3 separate regions of the Homo sapiens genome follow, and all the other regions are linked to region 2. Evidence: read pairs that join two places in POLR2A ChIA-PET (ENCODE). Cell type or tissue: PC-9. All regions are shown on one strand. Links, peaks and the distances in the headings refer to the core of each region. The heading gives the core; the rest is flanking DNA.

Region 1 (7,955 bases), core at 1,726-5,725, 230 kb after region 2:
GAGCACCCACCAGGAGAAAATTAATCTTATTACTATGTTTAAATACTCAAAGAGTTGTCTTTTTCAAGACAAAGTCTTGGAAGAAGAATCTAAAAGTGGTCCAGATTGTCCTTTGAGGTTTAAATGGATAGTATTTAAACCCATTAGCAGAGTTGTTGTTTTTTTTTTAAGAACCCCATGTCTTTCCATTTTAGAAAAACAGCAAGATTGAAGTAATATAACCACTGGAATTTGCAAAAGGAAATATTGAAAAATTGTGGGGCACCAATGATGTCACTTGAAAAAAGATGCTGTGACTATTCCACTTCAGGTTATGTAACCCTTTCACTCAGGGCTGGATTACATCAGTTTGTAAAGTCACTGAATATCCCCCAAACTGAACTTTATTAAACAGTAACAAGTGCCTCTCTTCTCAATCCTCAGTGATGCCATCAAGTTTTCAAAAAGAGTAAAGAGAAAAGCCTATAGTTTTGTAGCTAGGGAAAAATGTATATGTGTAGGATTTGTAAACTCTCAACATAAGCAATTGATCTTTTTACCTACTAGTTTTTGACTTCATAAATGTTTTTAAATTGAAATATTTTATGGATTCTTAAAGACTTACATCTTAGTGCAGTGCATGTTTTATAGAAAGCTCCGCTGATTCATTCTGCCTTACCTTGCATTTAGGACCTCAGGGGCAATCGATTACCTTTTTTTTCTCCAACAAAACTATGCCTGACCTGGTAATTGAAGACATTAATGAGATTAGAGACTGTCAGCAACAGGAAAAAGTCATTTTTAATCCACAGAAGCAGTAAAGGGCAACACTTTGATGTGACATGATTCATTCAAACACTCTTAATTTGACATTCTGTAGAAAAGTACCAGCTGATAGAGCCAGGTAGAATGCCAGTCATTGTGGTTGCCCAGAATATCACAATGTGTGCATATAACCAGCCTTTTGAGCAAACGGGTATGTGAAAGGGCTACAAAAGCTTATTTATCTGAAGGAAGAGCCACAAGTTGTTTCATCGATCTCTTCTAATCATAGAGCTATGTTAGTACATGCAAGAAGTCAGAAATGAATGTACCATAGCAGATGATGTTTATTATTAATAAGATAATAACCAGTGGATGATTTGTTGGCTCCCTTGTGTTCAATTCCACTTTCAAGCCAGTGACTCTTCCATCAAAACTAGATTTGGCTTGTCAAATCTGAAAAACATTGCTTATGGGGCAAGTGCCTTGAATGTTAATGTTCAAAGTACTGTTGTCCAGAGTAGCCTTTTGAACTGCTAACAGCTTGTATTTTGTCAGGCAACTTTCAGTAACCAGGTATTATTTTTCTTTGACGAAAACCTGCCTCTTAATTTTTCATGTGTCATGCCATTAAAACAAAGAATATTATGAGTTTGTAATGAGAAGCAGCTATGCTTTTGAAAAAAATCTCACTGTGTTCTGTCACTTGATTTTTCTTTGCAGAGTTTTTAGACATGAAAACAGTTTGCTGCTCAGTAGTCAGACATAAAAATAAATTGCAGAATACAGCATGTGCAATTTTTATGTGTAATAGAACCGGTGCTATTTCTATATAACATTTTTGTCTTTTTTTTTTTTTTTTTTTTGCTAAATACCATCCTGGGACTTAGAAGAAAGTAAAAATACTGGTTTTATGTTTACATTTTGTATAACCCTAGACTTGTATATGTCTTATAAAGAGTCAACCTTTTTGGTGGGTAGGCCCTAAATGAGGAAGATAACTTATCCTGTACTTTTTAATTGAATGGCTTAGTAAGGAGTAAAATACAACTAAAATATTGTAACCACCTTCTTAATTAACACTGCTATTGTTTGTTGTGCTAAGTGGTGCAAAAGTGTTTTCTCATATCTTTTTCTATGTCCTATTAAGGGCCTGAGCTTTAAACTTTGTCTTAAGGTATTTTCATGTTTTTCTTATGAGTTGTTGGTAGTTATGCAAAAAAACTAAAAATATGTCAATGTGCTTTCAATTTGTTTAAATTTCTCAGGTAGAAAGCCATGTAACCTGGTAATTTTGAAAATAAGAATCAAATAAACTTATTTTTACTTGTTGCAAAATTGTTTAAAATAGTCATTTTTAAATAAATGCTGATAAGTCCACCTTTGGGGGAAAGTTCCTACTTACAGTATGCTGCTTTGCACTAATGTTGCTGATCTCTTTTCTCATTTGCATTGTTAGAGAATACATATTTGTCAGATATATTAAAAATAAAATTATCATAGTGAATATTCTTTGTTCATTTATCACATGTATTGGCTAGCATGTTGCACATCCACAATAACATTTTCTGTGGAAATATAGATGCCTAATTTTAATATCATTTCTATGCAACTTTTCCCATTTTGTGGAAACTGACATTGTCAGAGTTCATGGGACTAAAGACCATAGTTTTATTTTCATTTTGGACAAACCGAAATAATGTTATTTAGATTTAAGATGATCCTCCCTTTAGCACATTTTATCAGTGCTAATAAGAGGTAGCAAAATTGACTCCATGGAATTTCACCTAATTCCTTCAGCCCTGGGTGGAAGTGTTCAAGTTATACAATGTGCAAAAACAATTATGGGTTTGGGATGGACAGTCTAGTCAGAGAAGGTAGGGGCCTCAATAATCAGTCTTTGACCATTCAAGAGTTAACTGTATTTTCATGTGAAATATACAGCAAACTGCCTCTAAGTATCATAACAAAGGCAGACTACCTTGGAGTAAAATCTGGGCACTTTAGAGCTGAAAGCGTCCGTCAGGTTCAAAGAGCTCTTTCTGAAACAGCAAGAAATGTATTGATGCTTGTTCTTGATCTAGGATTTGCATAAATTTGGCCCTCTGAAGTAAGGTGAATGTTACATTATGCAGGGAAGCCAGATATGCAGATACTGAAAACACGTAGTAAATGCTGCTTATGAACCACAGACGCTAGTTGAGAACAAACTGTCTCTGCAGCTGGTAGGATGACAGCAGGTGGGGAGCAAGCCAGATGTTAACCTAACACCTCCCTCCTTCACTGGACATGTGGTGGTTGTAACAACTACCCCCCCTCCCCCCGACACCACCATCTTCTTGAATGGTGCCTTTTACATGAATATGGCTTATGTATATGCTAGCTGGATTTGAGAAGTTTTTAGATCAAAGTCCTGCCTTACAGCAATATTCCTTTCCAAGTAACCAACACAATGTTGATTCAGCTCTGAATGGAAGAGAATCAGGTTATTGGGAGTGAAACTTTAGTGAGGCTCTAAATCAGGGGTGCCTAATCTCTTCGCTTCCCTGGGCCACATTGGAAGAACTGTCTTAGGCCACACATAAAATACACTAACACTAACGAGAGCTGATGAGCTAAAAAAAAAAAAAAAATTGCAAAAAAAACCTCATGTTTTAAGAAAGTTTACAAATTTGTGTTGAGCTACATTCAAAGCTTTCCTGGGCCGCATGCAGCCCGTGGGCCATGGGTTGGACAAGCTTGCTCTGGATATTTTCCTCTTGGCAGCAGACAAGCCTGTTTAACTTTGCAAAATGAGTAGCCTAATCTTCACATGCACATGAGATTTCAGGCTGCGAAGGTGGGCCCAACTTCTCTCCCCCACTCCTTCTCCAAAGCATAAGGCATAACAGGTTACATGGCACAAAACAGGCACTCAAACATTTGGTGAATGAAACCAAGTGGGAAAAAAAAAGAGCACATTAAAAAAAACTCACAAGTACCTGCAATGTGGTTTGATAACATGAAAAATGGAAATTTCTTTGGTTCAGGAAGTATATCTCTTATAAGAAAACTCTGCCAATGTTAACATTAAAATGACAAAACACTAATAGGTTGTCTTTGTTTATACAACTGACTGCATATGCAAATCTGTTATGCTTCTTTTGACACGAGGTGAATTAACTTTGCTACTGTAAGGATTCCTGATACTTTCCTGATCAGACAATACATTAACACAAAAAAACCCAAACCCTTCCTTAGCACTTGGCAATGACAATGCCTTCAGTAACCTTACTTCTTAAGAACCTTGCTATAGACTTCAAGGTGGAGGTCTGCCATTTACAGTTTAGAAAGTTCTGATTTAGGCAAAACTTTGACAAGTCACAAAAAAAGCAATTCAATTCACTATTTCTTAAACAGGACAAGCTGGTATTTGGTTTTTGGTGTGGGGTCTCCATGAAATTTTGCCCCTTGTTTCTTTTGGAATACAAAAACTCTGCACTCAAAAATGAAACTGAATTTTAAGCCAAAGTAAAATGTCTGAATCAGATTCCCTAGAATAAGGTTTTTAAAAAAATTTAAATAAGTCACCACACTATAGTGGGTAAAACCATTTTTATTAACTGACCAAAGCACATCATTTTGTTTTCTGATTTGAGGTAAAATCATAAAACACAGTTCACAAGAAAATACAATGACTATTTAACCACAATTACAAGTTTGAAATCTCACTAGGTGTTCATATACTTTTACAAATTCATACAACTGTATAGTCTACTTAAGCTTAGTGTTAACCAAAAGAGCAATATCAAAGACCTAGACACTTGACTACTACTTTTGCAGTGGGTATAGTTTTATAACAACAGAATAACTGTTACCTTATGAATATACTTTACTTTAAAAACCACTTGACTAGCGACTGTACTGTTTCCTCGTGGTTCAGGGGTGTGCATGAAGGCTCTTAGGAGAGCAAACACCTGTTCCTATTCTGTATGTCCCTCCCTCATTTCAAATGAGAGTAACCAATTGAGTAAAATAACCAAATAACCATTGCCCCACCATGAACATGGGGCTTGGGAAGACAGTCCTACAATCTTCATCATATATTTAGGTTTTTAGGCCAGCCAGCTCTTTTTTTCCAAAGCTTTCTTTTGAATGTTCAGATCCTATTTTAATCCTAACTATAGACTACTGTGTTTGTGAGGGTGTCTGAGTGTCTATGTGAGGGCAAGGACAACAGTGCAGTCCAGAAACACAGAAAATATGCTTTTTTGCAGCTGAGCTCTGTTTTGAGATTTCATTTTGTTACTGGACAGCGCTTAATCCATACCAAAGTCTTTGGAACACTGCAGATTTGCTTTAGAGGTAGATAAAACAGAAATCATGCAGTTAAGTCAATTGAGAAAAAAAAAGGGATTTGTTGTCTTTACAGAACATCATGACTAAAAGTTGATCCTTTGCTCTTGGTGCACATTTAAGATTTTTACCTGTTTTGGGAAATACCCAAGTCTTCCTTGTCTCTCAGGAAAAACACATTTAAATTCATCCTGTACTAACTACAGATAGAAGAAAAACAGTATTAACATGTGTATTACAGCACTGCAGTTCACTTTCTGGATTTGTGACACACAAACACATCATGCATTCTAAGAAGTTAATTTTATTAGTGTCACTAGTGATGTTAATTAAAAAACTTATAGCAAGTGCTCAAAACTTTCTAAATATTGTAATCACTATGTTTTAAAGACAGAGTGGACTGTTACAAATGATTTTGCAAAATACAAAAATAGATATACTTCCACTGAATGCTTTAATCATTTTTCCGGGCACTCTCATCTTTTGGTTCTTCCTCATCTGAGTACACAGTGGGCTCCTCCCCCTCCTTCAGCAGTTTGCCCACGTGATGATACTTGACTGGAGGTAGAGAAGAAAACACAAATGGTCATTCTCATTCTTTCTAAAACATCATTACCACGTTTCAATTTAAAGCATTTATTAGAGGCCTGCAATATACTCAGCAATGTGTTGGGCTTCTTGAAGGATACAAAGGTGGTTTATACCACCGTCCTTGCCAACAGGGAATTTGTTTTGTTCAGAAGACAGACATATAAAACAGGTGGCAACGTCTGGCAATGAGTGTGCAAGGTAACGTCAAAATGAATTGTTTGTGTGTAAGGAATGTTTAGAAGAACAAGGGCAAGTGATGAGTTCATCAGAAGGGTTACAGAATACTTCATGGAAGGAGGATATATTTTGGAAAAATGTATAGAAGGATTTAGGGAGGGAGTTCCAGAAAATGCAAACGCCATGTACAAATGCATACAGGTGAGACAACGTATCTGGGAAGCAATGAAGAGACCAAGTTGGCAGGAGTAGAGTTAACATTTAGAAGTTAGTAGGAGATAAGATTGGCTAAGTAGTGTGGGGAAATATTATGAAAGATCTGAAAAGCCAGCCTGAGTTTGGACTTATAGGTGGCAAAGGGCACTGAAGGTTTATAAGCGAAGGAATGACACAGTAAAATAGTGCTTTAACAACGATATTATCAATGTGGTGTATAGGGCAGATTTCAGTAAGGAGAGACTGGGAACAGGGCGATCCAGAGGCAGAGTGCAGATCCAGATGCAAAGGAACCAGCGCCAGGAGCAGGGTGGTGTCCAGGGGAATGGAAAGGGACAGATGAGAAGTACTTTGAAAGAAAACTGGAAGCATGAATTAATTAAGTGAAAATTGGAGCTCCCATGGACCAAAATGGGAACTCTGTGGAGGGAGCCATTCTGGAGGCTCACATGACAGGAGATCTAAAACATGGAATGGACAAGTGAAGTCAGGATTGGCAAGAAAAAAAAAAAAGGTTTCCCTGAAAATCTTTCAGAAAGAGAGTTCAATCCAATTGTGGGGATAGAAGCCATATTGTAGGGAGGAAGAAGGTATAGAGAGGAAATGAAGTAGTGGTTAGGAATAAAAACTTGTAAGAAGTTTGTTTGACAGTGAAAGGAAGGAATAATAGTCTCATAGATGAAGAGGAGAGCAAGAGACAGAACGTTTTTCCCAGCACAGAGAAAAACCTATGGGTGGTTAAAGGAAGTGGTAAAGGAGCCAGGAGATGACTGGAGGTGTTGGAGAAAACAGATGTAAGGGTGCAAACCAGAATGCAAAAGACTTGAGAAGAGATGGCATCAGCAAACCACCTCATCACTGTAGCCAAACTAATGCAGGGTCGATCATCTGAATGTCCAAAGCCAAGAGTCTCCTCTTCCTGAATATGAGTAGGAATTAGAGGAGTAACCAACCTGTCTAACCAGGTAACTAAAGCTGCTTTTGTGTGAAATAACCGTTGGGAACAATTGGAACTGTGTGAGACAAATAAAAGCCAGGTGGCTCCTGGGAAACCTGCCTTAAGGGGAATCCACACCAACTTTAAGTGTAGCTGAGGTGTCACAACAGCATCTGGGGCTAGCCTTAAAGTGGAAAAAAAAAATCACACTTTTTCTCCCACTGATGAAGGCAAGCCCTAGAAAATAGAGCTTTGTAAGTTAGACACTACAATTCACTGGTTTCATATAGAAAACTAATTACAAAGGCATCCTTATGATGCCAAAAATTAGGGACTCTATTAGGTAACTGAACTATGTTTTCCAAAGTATAAAAACTTGCCTCTAGACTTGGAAGTTATATGTAGCCTGCTTGAGACCAAAACTCAAAGGCAGAGACACATCTGGCTAATTATTAATCCAGAACTCTCTCTGAAGTCAGCATTATTTTCAAAGAAAATGGTTGGATATAGCCAAGAGAACATGTAATATTTAACTGATTATAGAGAACACACATAGAAAACTACATTTTAAATGAAAAATCTTCAAATAATGCTCATGGTCTTTATATACTGTTTCATAAAAGCTGGGAAAGACTCTTATTCAAATTCTTGGCAGTGAAATATTGCTAGAGTGACAATTAAACAGTTAGATTTGACAGAAACCAATTCCTGAATTCTCAAAATCTGAACTTAACCCCTCATTCCTATTTCTCCCCAAAGACCTCAGCCCATAGCATAAGCCAGAAACAAGCATCTCCTTTTTACTTTCTTTTTAAAAATGCAGACACCATTGCTGCTGGGCACATTATAAGCATCATTTGTAGATGAGGCCTATAGTTAGGTTCAATTAGATTCAAAGAGAAGCTGTTTCACAGAATACAAGTCTCCCATTCTTCAACAGAGATGTGGGCTGCTTTTA
Region 2 (7,955 bases), core at 3,563-7,562:
TTTCTATTCCTCACTGTGTCCCTGGTGCCCAGCACAGGGCTCTGCACCAAAGCTGGGGCTCAGCAAATATTTCCATATCAATGGATTCCCTGGCAGAGGGTTTCCTTTGCACGAAGGCATTGCCTTCTGAGGTGGGCTACACCGACCTCATTTGGTCAGTGAAGGCTCGAAGTGGCAACTGAGGCCATGCAGGCATCCTCCCAGGTGTCCCTTCTGCCACCCCAGGGCTTGGCGACATCAGGGATCCTGAGAGTCTCCTTTGGGAGCCAATACAGTGAGACCCAGTAGAGGTACACCAGGTGTTTGCTGGGCACACGCTATGTGGCTGCCGGTATGCCAATGGCCGTGTGTGACTCGGGGGAGAAATGCAAAGTATGATATTGTTGAGCCAAGATTTGTCCCATACGTAGGACACAGTGACCAGCCAGCACATATCCAAGTTCTAAATTATGCAGTGCTGATGATGCTTTGGGGGTTCAGGGGAGGAAGAGCTTGGCTGGAGCGGCCAGGGTAGACTTCTTGGGGGCGGTGGGTTTAGCTGAGCTTGGTGGAAAGCGGTCTGCGTGGAGGACACAGCTCTTCCAGCGGAGTCGGCCGCGGTGCCCAGGCCGAGGCGAGAAGCAGCGCGCCCTCTGCAGGCAGGTGCGAGAGGCGGCCGGAGACCCGCCTGGGCACGTGGACTGGAAAAGGAAGGAGTCGGCCATCGGCTGCTGCCGCTGCGGCTGCGCTGCGACTTTTTCAGCCTGTCTGTCTCAATCCAGCCTTGCACTTCGGCGACTTTCAACCGCCATTAGGCCTGCAAAAGCCGCGTTTTTTCCCTCAGGGCGTGCCCTGCCCTCCTCTCTCCTAGTTGTCTGCAGCTCCCCGCCTGGCGGGCCGGGCCATTTCCTTCTGCTGCTACTCGGCATAGTCCTAGCGGACTGTTTTAGCCACCGCGCTGAGAGCGCTCTTTACAAAGTTTCCCAGATTACAAAACCGGCGCCTAAAGGGAAGGGGCCGACTCTGAGAGAGCCCGTAGTTATTTAACAAACACTTAAGCGCATATTATATGCTAGGCTTTGTGCCAAGCGCCTCGCAAATATTAATTTATTTCATCCTCACTACAGTGCCAGGCAAGTAGTGTTCTTGACCCCATTTTCCGGCTGAGCAAGGTGAGGCAGTGAGACTTAGAATCTTGCTCACCATTTCACAGCTGGAAAGGGGCGGAACCATGCTCTTAACCACTGCACCAAGCGCCTCTCCAGGGGCTCCTCACATGGGTAGGTCCCCAAGCAGGCCGATGGTCCCTAAAGAGCTTGAACCCCTCCCTTCCTCTGGGCCTCCGTGGTTATTTTCCAGGCACCGCAGCATTAAGTGCTACTTTCTGACTCTCTCTAAGTTGGGGGGGGGTTCCCTTTGTTTTCAGGGTTTTCATCTGCAGGTGTTACACGTGGTTTGCCAGGTGCCTCGGTTTCCTCATCTGGGAAATGGTAATCTTAGCACCTGCATCATAAGGCCACTGAAAGGATTAAATGAGTATCCACAATTAAAAGAGTGCCTGGCCCATAGTCAAAGCTCAAGAAATGACAATGGATGTTACTACTGAGCAAGTCCGCTGCTGCACTCCTGGAGGCCTCCCACTCACAAGTGAGAGAGAACAAACTCTGCCTGCTTCCTGAGCACGTCAAAAAGGGCCACATTCACTCAAGGGTTCTCATGGGCTTTTAGTGGCTGAAATAGTCTTAGAAGCTGGGAACATTAGGCCCAGGTCTGGGAGCAGGTCTGGCCTAATCAGCCCTAATCAGTCACATGGGCGTGCAGTTGGCACAGCTCTATCGGCAGCGTCCTCAGGTGCCCCAGGAACATGTCTGTTCCTCTCCCCTTGGAGTGGCCTGAGTCATGTTGTGTGACAGCCACTGTTCAATATTGTCATCATCACAACCAGACATCCATCAGGCAATTACTATGTGGAGGGCTCTGTGTTAGGGGCTCATGACAAGATGGCCAGCACATGTGTGGCACAGGCCAGCATCCCATGAACACAGTATGGTAGAAGCCCTGGATGTGGAGTCAGCTGTTTTTCACACAGATTTCAGGAGGGGAGGGGTGTGTGCCAAGGTCCCGCCTCTCTGGTTCTCTAGCATGGACAACATAGCAGCAGTACAGGAACCAGTTGATTTCCCAACCCCTGCAATATCCAGATCTTCCCTGTAAGCCCAGGGTCTGGAAAAACAATAGCTGCAAGTCAAAAGGCCCCGGACATTTGCTGAATTATTATGTAAGAAAATGAAAAAGAAAGGCCCTGTACATTTATTGCTACAGAATTGTTCCCAGGTATCAAGTGGCTGGATCGAGCCAAAATTCATTCATGCCAATCAATAACCAATGCACAAACCCTACAACATGCCATTCATTCATTCTCTATTTATTTCGTTATACAGATATTTATTTATTTATTTTTGAGACAGGGTCTCTCTCTGTCACCCAGGCTGGAGTGCAATGGCTCGATCTCGGCTCACTGCAACCTACACCTCCCGGGTTCAAGCCATTCTCCTGCCTCAGCCTCCCGAGTAGCTGGGACTACAGTGCCCGCCACCACACCTAGCTAATTTTTGTATTTTTAGTAGAGATTGGGTTTCACTATGTTGGCCAGGCTGGTCTCAAACTCCCAATCTCAAGTGATTCGACTGCCTCGGCCTCCCAAAGTGCTGGGATTATAGGCATGAGCCACTGTGCCTGGCTATTTTATTTATTTATTTATTTATTTATTTATTTATTTATTTATTTATTTAGAGATAGAGTCTCTGTCGCCCTGGCTGGAGTGCAGTGGTGCGATCTCAGCTCACTGCAACTTCCACCTCCCGGGCTCAAGCGATTCTCCGGCCTCAGCCTCCTGAGTAGCTGGGACTACAGGCATGTGCCACCACACCCAGCTAATTTTTTGTATTTTTAGTAGTTACGGTGTTTCACCATGTTGGCCAAGCTAGTCTCAAACTCCTGACCTCAAATGACCCACCCGCCTCGGCCTCCCAAAGTGGTGGGATGACAGGTGTGAGCCACTGCACTTGGCCCATTTTCTCATTTATCTCCTCCTTCAGCAAACATTTACCACACATTCACTATGTGTTAGGTTCTATGCTCAGTTTTAGGAATGTAAAGAGAAACGAGACATAGCCCTTAATGAGGACAGACAAATAAATACTTGGTTGTGATACCATGAAATAAACATTATAATTCATTCACTTAACAACTATTTCTTGAACATCTACTATGTGCCAGGCACTGTTCTAGACACTGGGGACACATGAATGAAACAGACAAAATATCTGCCTTTGTGAAGCTGACAGAGATAGATTACTTTAGAAGTACAGAGGAGAGAGCAATGAGTATGGGCAGGTGGAGTCTGGGAAGGCTCCCAGAGGTGGTGCAATCTGAGCTGGGTCTTGAAGGATCATGCCCTGGCAGAGGGGCAGGTAAGGGCATGCTGGGAAAAACAATAGTACAGCCAAGCTTGGAAATATGAAAGTGAATGACATAGGTAGGAAATGGCAAGTGGAACTGCAGATCACGTGCAGGAGGAGGAACAGAACATGAGGCGCACAGTACTGTCTCTCAATATAAGGTGCAATCAGATAAAATAGCCCAAAGCCCAACTCATTGCATTTTTCTTTTTCTTTTGTTCTTTTTTTTTCTCGAGACGGAGTCTCGCTCTGTCGCCCAGGCTGGAGTGCAGTGGCGCAATCTTAGCTCGCTGCAAGCTCCGCCTCCTGGGTTCACGCCATTCTCCTGCCTCAGCCTCCCAAGTAACTGGGACTACAGGCACCTGCCACCATGCCCGGCTAATTTTTTGTATTTTTAGTAGAGATGGGGTTTCACCACGTTAGCCAGGATGGTCTCGATCTCCTGACCTCGTGATCTGCCTGCCTCGGCCTCCCAAAGTTTTTTTGAGACTGAGTTTCACTCTGTCACCCAGGCTGAAGTGCAATGGTGCGATCTCAGCTCACTGCAGCCTCCGCCTCCCGGGTTCAAGCGATTCTCCTGCCTCAGCCTCCTGAGTAGCTGGGATTACGGGTGCCCGCTACCACACTCAGCTAATTTTTGTATTTTTAGCAAAGACGGGGTTTCACCACGTTGGCCAGGCTGGTCTCGAACTCCTGACCTCAGGTGATCTGCCCGCCTAGGCTTCCCAAAGTGCTGGGATTACAGGCGTGAGCCACTGTGCCCAGCCTCACTGCATTTTTCTGAGAGCCAACCCTGGTTAGAGGTAAGGGTGCGGCCAACACCAACTCCTCCTGTGGTTGTTAGTTGGTATGGGCCTTACGCAAAGTCCTAATGACCCCAGCCTCAGGCTTGTAACCTTAGAGAGAGGCTCAGTATTCCTTGTGAAGAGCCGTCATTTAAAAGGAAGATCTGTCTTGGAAAAGCCAAAGAAATGTGAATAAATTCAAATTTAACTCTAGAGCTTTAGGGTCAAGTAGTTTTTAATGACCATAATTCTTAAATTGGCTGAAAATAGAAAATAACCCATACTCTAAAAATGGACTTTACAAACAGTGCTTTGGTTATTATAATTTATTTTTTCTTTTGTTATCTCTTTTTTTATCCAACTGAGGTTATTATAATTTCTATTTAATATTTGTCAAATGGATTTTGTCAGTTGGTATTGAAACTAGCCGGCTTTCATATTTTAATATAGTTCATGACCCAAAATAAATAGTTGGACAGGGTCACCTTGAAGTTCTCTTTGAAACCTTTTGCCGAGTCAGATAGCTCAGAGGACATTATCTCATCTCTCTAAGCTTCGGTTTCATAGCTGTGAAATGGAGTGAATAATAATACCTGCCTCTTAGGGCTGTTGAGACAATAGGGACAGTTAATCCATGTAAAGTGCTTAGCACAACATCTGGCATATAAGATGTCAAAATAATGAGCTATGATCTTGATTCTGTAGTTTTAGAGAAATTACTGTTACCTGGTTGTATCGATTGTTTAACCTGAAGACGCAGGCTTAACTTAATTCAATCTATCTAGCCCTAGAAACTCCAAAAAGAACCACAGCCCACAGTAGATTTGAGGAATTATATTGTAGCTTAAAAAGGAAAGTTGATTTCCAGGTTTCCTGGTAGACAAACTGAGCCACTAACTAGTGACGGGATGTGATATGACCCAAGACAAAGAAACATGGAGCCGAAGTGGGATTACAATTTCAGTGGTCAAACTCCTAGCTTTCTACCCTAATTGGCAAACAGCACGCTTTTACCCAGAAGCCCAAGCGTCCTTACCCCCTGATCTTCACTTCTGGGATAAAGCCATTATGAAGCTCAATTTTTGTAATAAATGGACTCCTGAACCCTGGACTTAGTTGTGAAAGTGAAAGGAGATCCTTTGCTTCTAAAGGTCTCAGTAAATTTTCTCCTCCCTGCAGCTTCTTTCCCTAGGGAGTGAAGTCATAGGGTTGGGTAATCAGGCTGGGACCTCATGGGTTCCTTGAAATACTACGAGAGCAAAGGAAGCTGTGAGAAGAATCCTGGTGACCACACAGTGGCCCCTGGGTCAGGTGAGCAGTGCAGTCTGGTTGTGAGGCAGGACGGATTTATCTTTGACCTTTGGTCTCTTTCATAATCAGTGTTGTAAAATAAGTGCTCTGAGTTAGAGCTCAGGATTATCACCATAAGCACATGTTTCTATTCATTCAGTCCATTCCAAAAATGTCCTTTTCTTTCTTTACAACCTTCTCTCTCTCTCTCTGTGTGTGTGTGTGTGATCCACTTTCTATAGTATATATAGCATTTTCTTGAGACTGTTTTAGAAAATCTGCAGGAAAAGGATAAATCCATTAAACCATTCTCCCATGAATGAAGTGAAAATAATTTAAAGCATTTCAATAAAACAATAACAGTCGGGCCAGATGCAGTGGCTCCTGCCTGTAATCCCAGCACTTTGGGAGGCTGAGGCGGTTGGATCACTTGAGGCCAGGAGTTCGAGACCAACCTGGCCAACATGGTGAAACCCCATCTCTACTAAAAATACAAAAATTAGCCAGGTGTGGTGGCTTGCACCTCTTGTCCCAGCTACTCGGGAGACTAAGGCAGGAGAATCGCTTGAACCTGGGGGGTGGAGGTTGCAGTGAGCCAAGTTCGCACCACTGAACTCCAGCCTGGGTGACAGAGCAAGACTCTATCTCAAAAACAAAAACAAAGCAATAACAGTCATAATAAGAGCAAAATTGTGTAAAGCAGGTGCCCAGCATTGTTCTAAGCACTTTACATATATTAACTCCTTTAATCTTCACACTATTCCTATGAGGTAGGTACTAAAGTTATCCCCATATTCCACATGGGGAAACTAAGGCACAAAACAGTTAAGTAAAAGTTGAATTGTTGTCAAGTAAGAAAGTTTGGTATTTGAAAATGAGACCTCTAGCCTCAAAGCTTCTCATGAGTGAGTCCTGAGCGGTGTGCTCCGAGGAAGGTCAGGTGGTGAGGAAGCCCCAGACCTCTCCCTGATGTACAGGGCTGCCTCCAAATTCCTTCATCCACTCCAGTTCCACGGGCAGGAATGGATCTGAGTTTTGTGGAAGTGTCAGCTTATATGATTTGGCTCCCTCTTTTTAAAAACACAAAATATGTCTTTTGAAAATGTTGCCAAACCATATGACCAAATGAATATATGGTTAGGGCTTGGGAGGGGCCCATGCAAGGGGTGGCTCCAAAGGGGAAGCACCCCTAGCTCCACAGTACATCTGCCTTTGCCTCTGCCCATAAGATATCTCTGCTTCTTGCCAAACTGGGTATTGGAGTTCATTTAGACAGAAGAGTTTTCCTTTTCATTCCCAAACACGAGGCCCTCGGAAGTTACCAGTCAACAGCTATTTAACTGATACTTTATTCTGGTTATGTCCTTGCAACCATAACCATCTCTATTCTGGGACTGAAAACATTAGAGACAGTGTAACATGTCATGTGATCAGATTCGGCATGTTCTCTAAAATCTCAACAGTGCTAAATTGCCTCCCCATGTTACGAAAGTTGCCCAAGGAAATGAAATCCCAGGATGGATGCTCGCCATAAAAATAACCCCCTCGTTTCTCTGTCCCCTTCCCTGATAGTCACGGAAAAGCCAAGGATTAATAGACTCCTTTAATTTAACTCAGTTTTGTCTCTGATGAGGGTCTAGTGAAAGCAACTGCCCAATCTGTCGCTTGAATACTGTTTATATTTGTTGCCGGGATACCAAAGGCTCTCTTAAGCCTTTGGCTAAGAAGAGCACCATGCATCTGACCTTGTTCACCTGCACATAAAGCAAATAATGGCTGAAATGATAGGAAAGCTCCTCCAAACATTTGGAGTGGAACACAAGGCATTTTTGTGTCCGAAATTGCAGCGCCTAATATTTGTTGTTCAAATAAATCTCAACCTGCATACGGAAGTGCACATTACACATAATAAGATGAGGCTTTGAGAAGACAGATGTTAATTATTTTGAGGTAAATCAGAGCACCTCTGACCCAAACACCGAGCTGTAATTTGTTGCTCAGCTTCTTGGTCCTGAAATTAATGTAAATCTTTACATTCGTAATTTTACTTGCCAATGGCAAACCACCCACACAGTCTGTAAATGACTGCTCTGAGTCAGAGACTATTCATTTACGATTGTGTTAGATATTTTAAAATGTTCTCTGAAAGGATTAAATCACCTAATCCTGGTCCTTTCACTGGTTCTGCTTTCTGCAAAAATGATGGAGCTGGAGGACGTCTAAACTAGAAGGGACTTTAGAGTTTGTCTCTTCCCCAAATTTCTCCATTCAAGGATAAGAAACTAAGACCCTGATGTTAGAAGTGACTTGTCTCCAGGTCACTCAGCAACCAAAACTAACCCCCCAACCCCCGCAAAAAAAAAAAAAAAAAAAAAAAAAAAAAAAAATCCCAGGTTAGGATTTTAATAAATGGCCACACTTAGAAATCCTTGCTCAGAGT
Region 3 (7,955 bases), core at 1,726-5,725, 150 kb after region 2:
CAGGATGTTAAGTAACACACCCAAAGATACACAATAGCTCCAATGTCATCTCGCTGTTCCTCCTTTACCAGTCATTTTCTTCTAGTATACATATCACAAAGTACAGGGTTAGGCCCACATCCCTCCCTGAGCCATTCATCTGGCGGCTACTCTTCTCTGCTGTTCCATGGACCAACACTCAATTTTCCACTGATCTCCTCCAGAAATCCAGCACTCAAGTCCCCTTCTAAGAAGGATAAACAGACACTGGTGAGTGAATGAGGGGACACCATACATTCCTATACTGTCCTCTCATTTATACTTCCCAACATCACCACCAGGGTTGTACAGATTTTGCAGAAGGCCTGTGAATAACTGAAAGGAATTTCAAGTATGGGGACTTTTAAAAAATAATCTACTGCCCATGTCCATGTCTGTAGACCAAGAGAAAATCACCAGAGAGGCCCATCACAGAGAGAACCCTCATGCCCTTCTTCCTTGAATTCAGCTTCACTTTTTTCCTCTTCTTTCAACCCATCAAATGAAGCTCCACCCACTACCTACTCACAGGGCTTGGTCTTGCCCCAGGTCCCACCTCTATCTTCCCTAGAAGCCCACTGGCCCACATCTTAGTTATTCAGCCTGGCATATGGCTCTGAGCCTTCCAAATGGACAGGTTAGGGTAGGCTCTGGCATTCCAGGTGTCATCGCTTTCCAAAGGTCCCCATCAGTAGGGGTCACAGAGAGATAAATGCTTTTTTGTTTTTCCTGATATCCCGTGGGTGATGGTTGGATGAAACACATACGCACGTCTATCTCTTCAGGCTAAACAACAGATTCTCAGAGAGAATGCCGTCTAAATCCAAATGGAAGAAAAGAAACCTTCTCCCAACTTTCCCAGCTCACAGGGGCGATGGTGCCTCACATGATTATGCAGAGCAGTGCCCCTTTCTCTTCTCATTTTCAAGGAATGAGAAATAGACTCAGAATGGAATAATAATCACTAAGATTTAGTAAACATTTACTGTAGGTGAGGTTGTGGATGGTCCCATGTAAGCCTCATAACAGTCCCGTGATGTTACAGGGAGTATAACTATCATCTCAGAGATGAGGAAACTGAGGCACTGTATATCATAAAGGCCACACAGCTGGTAAGTGGGGCAGCAGGGATTTACACTTGGCAGCCAAGTGTCCAGAGCCTGTGTACTTTCTGTAACACCATACAGCTTCCTTATAGTTCAAACTGTAAGTGGTAGAGGTGAGATTTGAAGCCAGATCATTTGACTCAGGACCCTGAGCTCCCAGCACCTTAAGCCTCCTGCAAGGGCAGCTACTTACATACACAAAGAACTGGCTTTGGGATGATTGAATGGTATTGCTTTAAGTTGCCAGATGAGGCCCTTCCCTCTCACTGTTCTGTCAGCAGAAAAAAGGCAATGTAAATGTTTATGCTCTTCTAGTACAAGCAAACCCCTAGGGATCTTTTCATGATGGACACACTTTTGAAATCATCTAGATTTAGAGCAGATGAAAGACTGCTGGGGTTTCTGTTGTTTGGCTTGGTTTGGTTTCAGCATTTCTTCCTGCGGCTCTAAGCAGAGGATCTGGAATTTGTCTTGGGTCAAACCTGCCCTTTCTCTGGGACAGACCACTTCATTGAGGCCTCTTAGTAAGTTACCTATCTGCCAGTGTTCCTCGATGGTGGTGGAAAAGGGGAAGGCAGATGCTGTAGACTGGGGTTTTATGTATTCTATTAAAAAACGGTAAAGGTGGTCTTCACTGGGTTTTGCTTCAGCTGGCTCAATCTGGGAATGAGGTACAAAGAACACAGTGTTTGGCCAAGGCAGAGGGATGTGAAGGCCCCTCTCAGTAGAGGTTGGCCATCTATTTGGGGGTGACTTGATCAGCCTAAGAAAGAGCAGGATTGGACATGTCCCCTCCTGCCTTTCACTTCCTCCCTGCTAAATGGGGTGAGGTAAGATCAGTACTGGAGGTAGTGTCTTGCTCCAAAATTTCCCGTATTGTGTCTTTTGGGTTTCTTATTGTGCAACATTGGATCCTATGGGTATAAAGTACACAGTGAGGTGCTGGGTGGAGTTGAGGCCAGCTGAGTCTAGTGAGGAATGGTGAAAGATGAGGTGGGTATACATGAAAAAGGGGAAGCTGGAGGCAAAGGTGACAGGGTTCATAATCTCCAGATATGTAACTGGGCCCTGGGAGTGGTCCTTGGGTATGTAATAGCAGCAGGTGGAGCAGACACTGTAGTAGGAGAACTTGATGAAATATTTGGAAAATGCAGATGTCCCTTTGGCCTTCCTGGGGGAATCTAGAATGCTTCCAGTTAGCCACAAGACTCTTATTGTTCAATCCCCATATGCCTGCTGGGTACAATTGTTCACTGTACAAGGGAATCTGGTTGAGAGGATCAGTAAGGATTGAAATCCAGCCTTCGCTGTACTCACCAATTCATGCAACCTGGTGCAGAGGTGTGCATCTGGAGAGCCTTTTTCAAATTTGCACGCAGTCACCTCATGGCCTATGGGCAGCCATGACCCTCACATCCAGTACAGTGTCTGGTGCATAATAGATAATTGACATCTGTTGACCGAAAGCAAAAGATGGTGATGCAGCTGGTTGGTATGAGAAAGAAAGCTGCAATGACTATGAAAAAGGGTCCTCTAATAGATGGGTGCAGAGTATGGTAAGCAAATTTAGCATTTGGGAGGTGTGTGTCCCAGTTATCTTATTTGTTGAAGGTGAATGACAACCAGAAGTCTCCTCCAAAATCTATCTGGCTGTTGTTCAGTTTGATTGTTGTGGGCAATGGACAAGTGGATTTGGACATGGTGGATCAGAAGTGTGCTCTATAGAAACTTTGCACAAATTGGGCTCCCCAGTCAGATGTTACAGGGTAGGCTGTCTTAGAGGTGGAACAATTATGTCTCTGAAGAATAAGGTAGAGATAACTGGGGCAGAAAGTGGTCCAGCTGAAGAGAGAAAGTGGGTTGTTCTCATGAAGGTGTTGACTTCAATGATTATTATGCTATGACCACAGTTGGCAGAGAGTTGGTGAGGAATGTAAGGAACGTCTCCTAGGAATGCTTGGTGATTGAGGGAGGATGGGGTAGCTCTGTTGAGCTTCTTTAGCCTTTTTTGTTTTCCTGTGGCCAAAAACATGCCTCAGTGTAGTACAGGATGTTGAGTAAGTCAAGGTGCTTCATGCTGTGTGTTTCAAAAGAGCATTGGTAACGAGCTACAATAGCATCGTAGCACAGACTTAGGACCTACATATAGGGCTTTGCTGTCAGGTATGAACAGGCAGTTCTGCCTATGTAGTGGGTCTCCCTTCACTATGCTTCTCTGGAGACCCCACCTTGAGATGAGCCTGGATCTCTTCCTGGTGCTGCTGGACACGGGTTAGGGAATCATAGGGAAAGAAAGTGGTACTTGAACATTTTCCAACAAGTCACTTTGCAGCATGTCTTCCTTGTGCTGGGAACAATCACTTGGAAATGCTCTCTGGGTAAATCTGAGGCAGGTAGGTAATTATTGCTTTGGGCTAAGGGTGTAACAAGATCTTTTGTGGTTTGACAAAGACTGCCTCTCCGCAAATTCCTTGGTTTGTTGAGCTGGTTGCTGGGGAGGAAGTATGTAAATTTGCATAGGGGCCAGGGAGCCTCCTTGGAAGAAAGGGATTATGAAACCCCGTCTCTACTAAAAATACAAAAAAAATCAGCCAGGTGTGGTGGTGCATACCTGTAATCCCAGCTACTCGGGAGGCTGAGGCAGGAGAATCGCTTGAACCCAGGAGGCGGAGGTTGTGGTGAGCGAAGACCGTGCCATTGCACTGTAGCCTGGGCAACAAGAGTGAAACTCTGTCTCAAAAAAAAAAAAAAGAAAAGAAATCCTATACGTTTCTCATATAAAAAAGTATTTTAGCTCAAATTTTACTTCTTCAGAGAGGCCTTCCCTGATCACTCAAGTTATTATCACTTTATTTTGTTTTATAATTTTCATTGCACTTAATATTTGTACCTATCTTTTTGGGGAAACAATTTACTTGTCTATTGTATACCTTTGCCCACTAGAATATGAGTTCCTTGAGGGCAGGAATATTCTCCGCCTTGTCTATCCTGTATCCCTGTGCTTCGAATCATGCCTGGTACAATAATAATGTTCTATAAGTATTTGCTGAAGGAATGAATGACTGAATGGAATAGCTATGTGGGAGGTTACAAAATTAAAAGTACAAAGATTCTTCCTGCTCTTACCCTCAGTCTTACTAATCAGAGTATCATTTGATACCTTTGAGCTTCTTTTGACCATTTCTGGGATTTTTTTTTCTGTTGGTTATTTCCATAATTCTTAATAAGATGCTTTTACTTTGAAATCTTGATTTATTTCCTTTAAGCAGTATTGACTTTCCTCTTTTTTGTTAGCTCCTCAATTGTTTACCATTAACACTTTGCATAATGTACTTAAGCTTCCATTTACACTTACTTCTTGAGGCTTACTGTGTCAAATGAAGAAATTACTCCCCACTCCTCCTGGTTATTTGAGTACTTTAACATTGTTAAAGTTTAAACCATTTTCATATTTACATTCCATTCTATAACTATATTTGTCTTTCATACTTTTTCTATAGGTTGATTCTGAAAGCCAATAAACATCACTTACAAAATTATAATTTTGTAAATGTTATTAGTTGCAGAAAACAGAATGTGTGATTTGATCACTGGAGGAGATGTAATCCTGTATCCCTATACCTAGGCCACTTGAAGGGAAATAGTACAAATTTCCAGTTCAAATGGTTTTTCTTTTCTTACACTCCAATTGCTGAGTTATGCCACATTTTAGATTGTTTGATATATGGATCATGACTTTTTGGGAAAGTTTTCCTTTCTTAAAATTTCTAATTATTTTTTGGCAGAAGATATAGGTGCCTTTGTCACCATATTACTGATACCTTCCAATTGTTCACATAGACGACTTGTTAAATGCTCTAACATATACCCACTCTTTCTATGCCTCACTCCTTCACAGCTACCATTTTAGGATTTTTTTTTTCATTGCATTCCTGGGTTATCATCTCTGTTTCTTACATCCTAGGTCTTTCTCTTTCTTGGATCTCTTTTTTTTTTTATTGTTAGAATACATCCTCAAGTAATTTTTTTCAGAGAAGAGGGCTAGGGGTAAAATTTCTGAGTTCTCTCATGCCTAAACATGTCTTTTTATTTTTATTCTTATATTTGACTAATATAGAATTCTAGGTTCAAGGTCATTTTCCCTCAAAATTCACAGGTATTATTGTCAGGCCTCTGAGCCCAAGCCAAGCCATCGCATCCCCTGTGACTTGCACGTATACGCCCAGATGGCCTGAAGTAACTGAAGAATCACAAAAGAAGTGAAAAGGCCCTGCCCCGCTTTAACTGATGACATTCCACCATTGTGATTTGTTCCTGCCCCATCTTAACTGAGTGATTAACCCTGTGAATTTCCTTCTCCTGGCTCAGAAGCTCCCCCACTGAGCACCTTGTGACCCCCGCCCCTGCCCACCAGAGAACAACCCCCTTTGACTAATTTTCCATTACCTTCCCAAATCCTGTAAAACGGCCCCACCCCTATCTCCCTTTGCTGACTCTCTTTTCGGACTCAGCCTGCCTGCACCCAGGTGAAATAAACAGCCATGTTGCTCACACAAAGCCTATTTGGTGGTCTCTTCACACAGACTCGAGTGAAATTTGGTGCCGTGACTCGGATCAGGGGACCTCCCTTGGGAGATCAATCCCCTGTTCTCCTGCTCTTTTCTCCATGAGAAAGATCCACCTACGACCTCAGGTCCTCAGACCGACCAGCCCAAGAAACATCTCACCAATTTCAAATCTGGTAAGCGGCCTCTTTTTACTCTCTTCTCCAGCTTCCCTCACTATCCCTCAACCTCTTTCTCCTTTCAATCTTGGTGCCACCCTTCAATCTCTCCCTTCTCTTAATTTCAATTCCTTTCATTTTCTGGTAGAGACAAAGGAGACACGTTTTATCCGTGGACCCAAAACTCCGGCGCCGGTCATGGACTGGGAAGGCAGCCTTCCCTAGGTGTTTAATCATTGCAGGGACGCCTCTCTGATTATTCACCCATGTTTCAAAGGTGTCAGACCACACAGGGATGCCTGCCTTGGTCCTTCACCCTTAGTGGCAAGTCCTGCTTTTCTGGGGAAGGGGCAAGTACCCCAACCCCTTCTCTCTGTGTCTCTACCCCTTCTCTGCTTTTCTGGGGGAGGGGCAAGTACCCCTCAACCCCTTCTCCTTCACCCTTAGCAGCAAGTCCCGCTTTTCTAGGGGGCAAGAACCCCCAATCCCTTATTTCCACACCCCAACCTCTTATCTCTGTGCCCCAATCCCTTATTTCTGCACCCCAACCTCTTATCTCTGTGCCCCAATCCCTTATTTCCATGCCCCAACCACCCTTCCCGCTTTTCTGGAGGGTAAGAACCCCTGAACCCCTTCCCTCCGTGTCTCTATGCTCTCTTTTCTCTGGGTTTGCCTCCTTCACTATGGGCAACCTTCCACCTTCCATTCCTCCTTCTTCTCCCTTAGCCTATATTCTTAAGAACTTAAAACCTCTTCAACTCTCACCTGACCTAAAATCTAAGCATCTTATTTTCTTCTGCAATGTCGCTTGACCCCAATACAAACTCGAGTAGTTCCAAATAGCCGGAAAATGGCACTTTCAATTTTTCCATCCTACAAGATCTAAATAATTCTTATTGTAAGATGGGCAAATGGTCTGAGGTGCCTGACATCCAGGCATTCTTTTACACATCAGTCCCTTCCTAGTCTCTGTGCCCAGTGCAACTCGTCCCAAATCTTCCTTCTTTCCCTCCCACCTGTCCCCTCAGTCCCAACCCCAAGCGTCGCTGAGTCTCTCTAATCTTCCTTTTCTACAGACCCATCTGACCTCTCCCCTCCTCGCCAGGCCAAGCTAGGTTCCAATTCTTCCTCAGCCTCCGCTCCTCCACCCTGTAATCTTTTTATCATCTCCCCTCCTCACACCTGGTCCGGCTTACAGTTTCGTTCTGTGACTAGGCCTCCCCCACCTGCCCAGCAATTTACTCTTAAAAAGGTGGCTGGAGCCAAAGGCATAGTCAAGGTTAATGCTCCTTTTTCTTTATCCCAAATCAGAAGCGTTTAGGCTCTTTTTCATCAAATATAAAAACCCAGCCCAGTTCATGGCTCGTTCGGCAGCAACCCTGAGACCCTTTACAGCCCTAGACCCTAAAAGGTCAAAAGGCCATCTTATTCTCAATATACATTTTATTACCCAATCTGCTCCCGACATTAAATAAAACTCCAAAAATTGGAATCTGGCCCTCAAACCCCACAAGAGGACTTAATTAACCTCACCTTCAAGGTGTACAATAATAAAAAAAAAGTTGCAATTCCTTGCCTCCACTGTGAGACAAACCCCAGCCACATCTCCAGCACACAAGAACTTCTAAACGCCTGAACCGCAGCAGCCAGGCGTTCCTCCAGAAACTCCTCCCCCAGGAGCTTGCTACAAGTGCCAGAAATCTGACCACCAAGCCAAGGAATGCCTGCAGCCCAGGATTCCTCCTAAGCCATGTCCCATCTGTGCGGGACCCCACTGGAAATCGGACTGTTCAACTCACCTGGCAGCCACTCCCAGAGCCCCTGGAACTCTGGCCCAAGGCTCTCTGACTGACTCCTTCTCGGCTTAGCAGCTGAAGACTGACGCTGCCCGATCACCTCAAAAGCCCTGTAGACCATCACAGACGCCGAGCTTCGAGTAACTCTCACAGTGGAAGGTAAGTCCGTCCCCTTAATCAATATGGATGCTACTCACTCCACATTACCTTCTTTTCAAGGGCCTGTTTCCCTTGCCTCCATAACTGTTGTTAGGTATTCACCGCCAGGCTTCTAAACCTCTTAAAACTCCCCAACTCTGGTGCCAACTTAGA

The links. ChIA-PET counts read pairs that join two places held together with the same protein. Peaks named below come from ENCODE experiments on the same cell type or tissue, not always from the same donor. Only the 100,000 strongest peaks of a DNase experiment are listed, where the experiment ranks them.
Region 1: POLR2A ChIA-PET joins it to region 2 with 9 read pairs; 5 of 35 experiments call an interaction of 5 or more read pairs at or near these places.
Region 3: POLR2A ChIA-PET joins it to region 2 with 5 read pairs; 2 of 35 experiments call an interaction of 5 or more read pairs at or near these places.

Annotation. Positions count from the first base shown.
Region 1 is chrX:119,240,830-119,248,784 of GRCh38, reverse strand. PGRMC1 (progesterone receptor membrane component 1) reads right to left here. Exons shown (of 3, transcript NM_006667.5): 3 at 4,319-5,634. The coding sequence ends at 5,531. It also overlaps the pseudogene AKAP17BP. Among named protein-coding and RNA genes, the nearest start is that of PGRMC1, 8.5 kb to the right of the region's middle. In PC-9, for the core only: no CTCF peak of the experiment used is centred there; no DNase peak of the experiment used is centred there.
Region 2 is chrX:119,475,524-119,483,478 of GRCh38, reverse strand. No RefSeq gene overlaps it. Among named protein-coding and RNA genes, the nearest start is that of SLC25A5-AS1, 10 kb to the right of the region's middle. RefSeq lists enhancers at 752-801, 852-951. In PC-9, for the core only: no CTCF peak of the experiment used is centred there; a DNase peak (open chromatin) is centred at 5,488; H3K27ac peaks cover 1,007 bases.
Region 3 is chrX:119,320,804-119,328,758 of GRCh38, reverse strand. LINC03098 (long intergenic non-protein coding RNA 3098) reads right to left here. Exons shown (of 4, transcript NR_110396.1): 2 at 3,736-3,854; 3 at 2,442-2,577. Among named protein-coding and RNA genes, the nearest start is that of LINC03098, 33 kb to the right of the region's middle. In PC-9, for the core only: no CTCF peak of the experiment used is centred there; DNase peaks (open chromatin) are centred at 3,098 and 3,578; H3K27ac peaks cover 509 bases.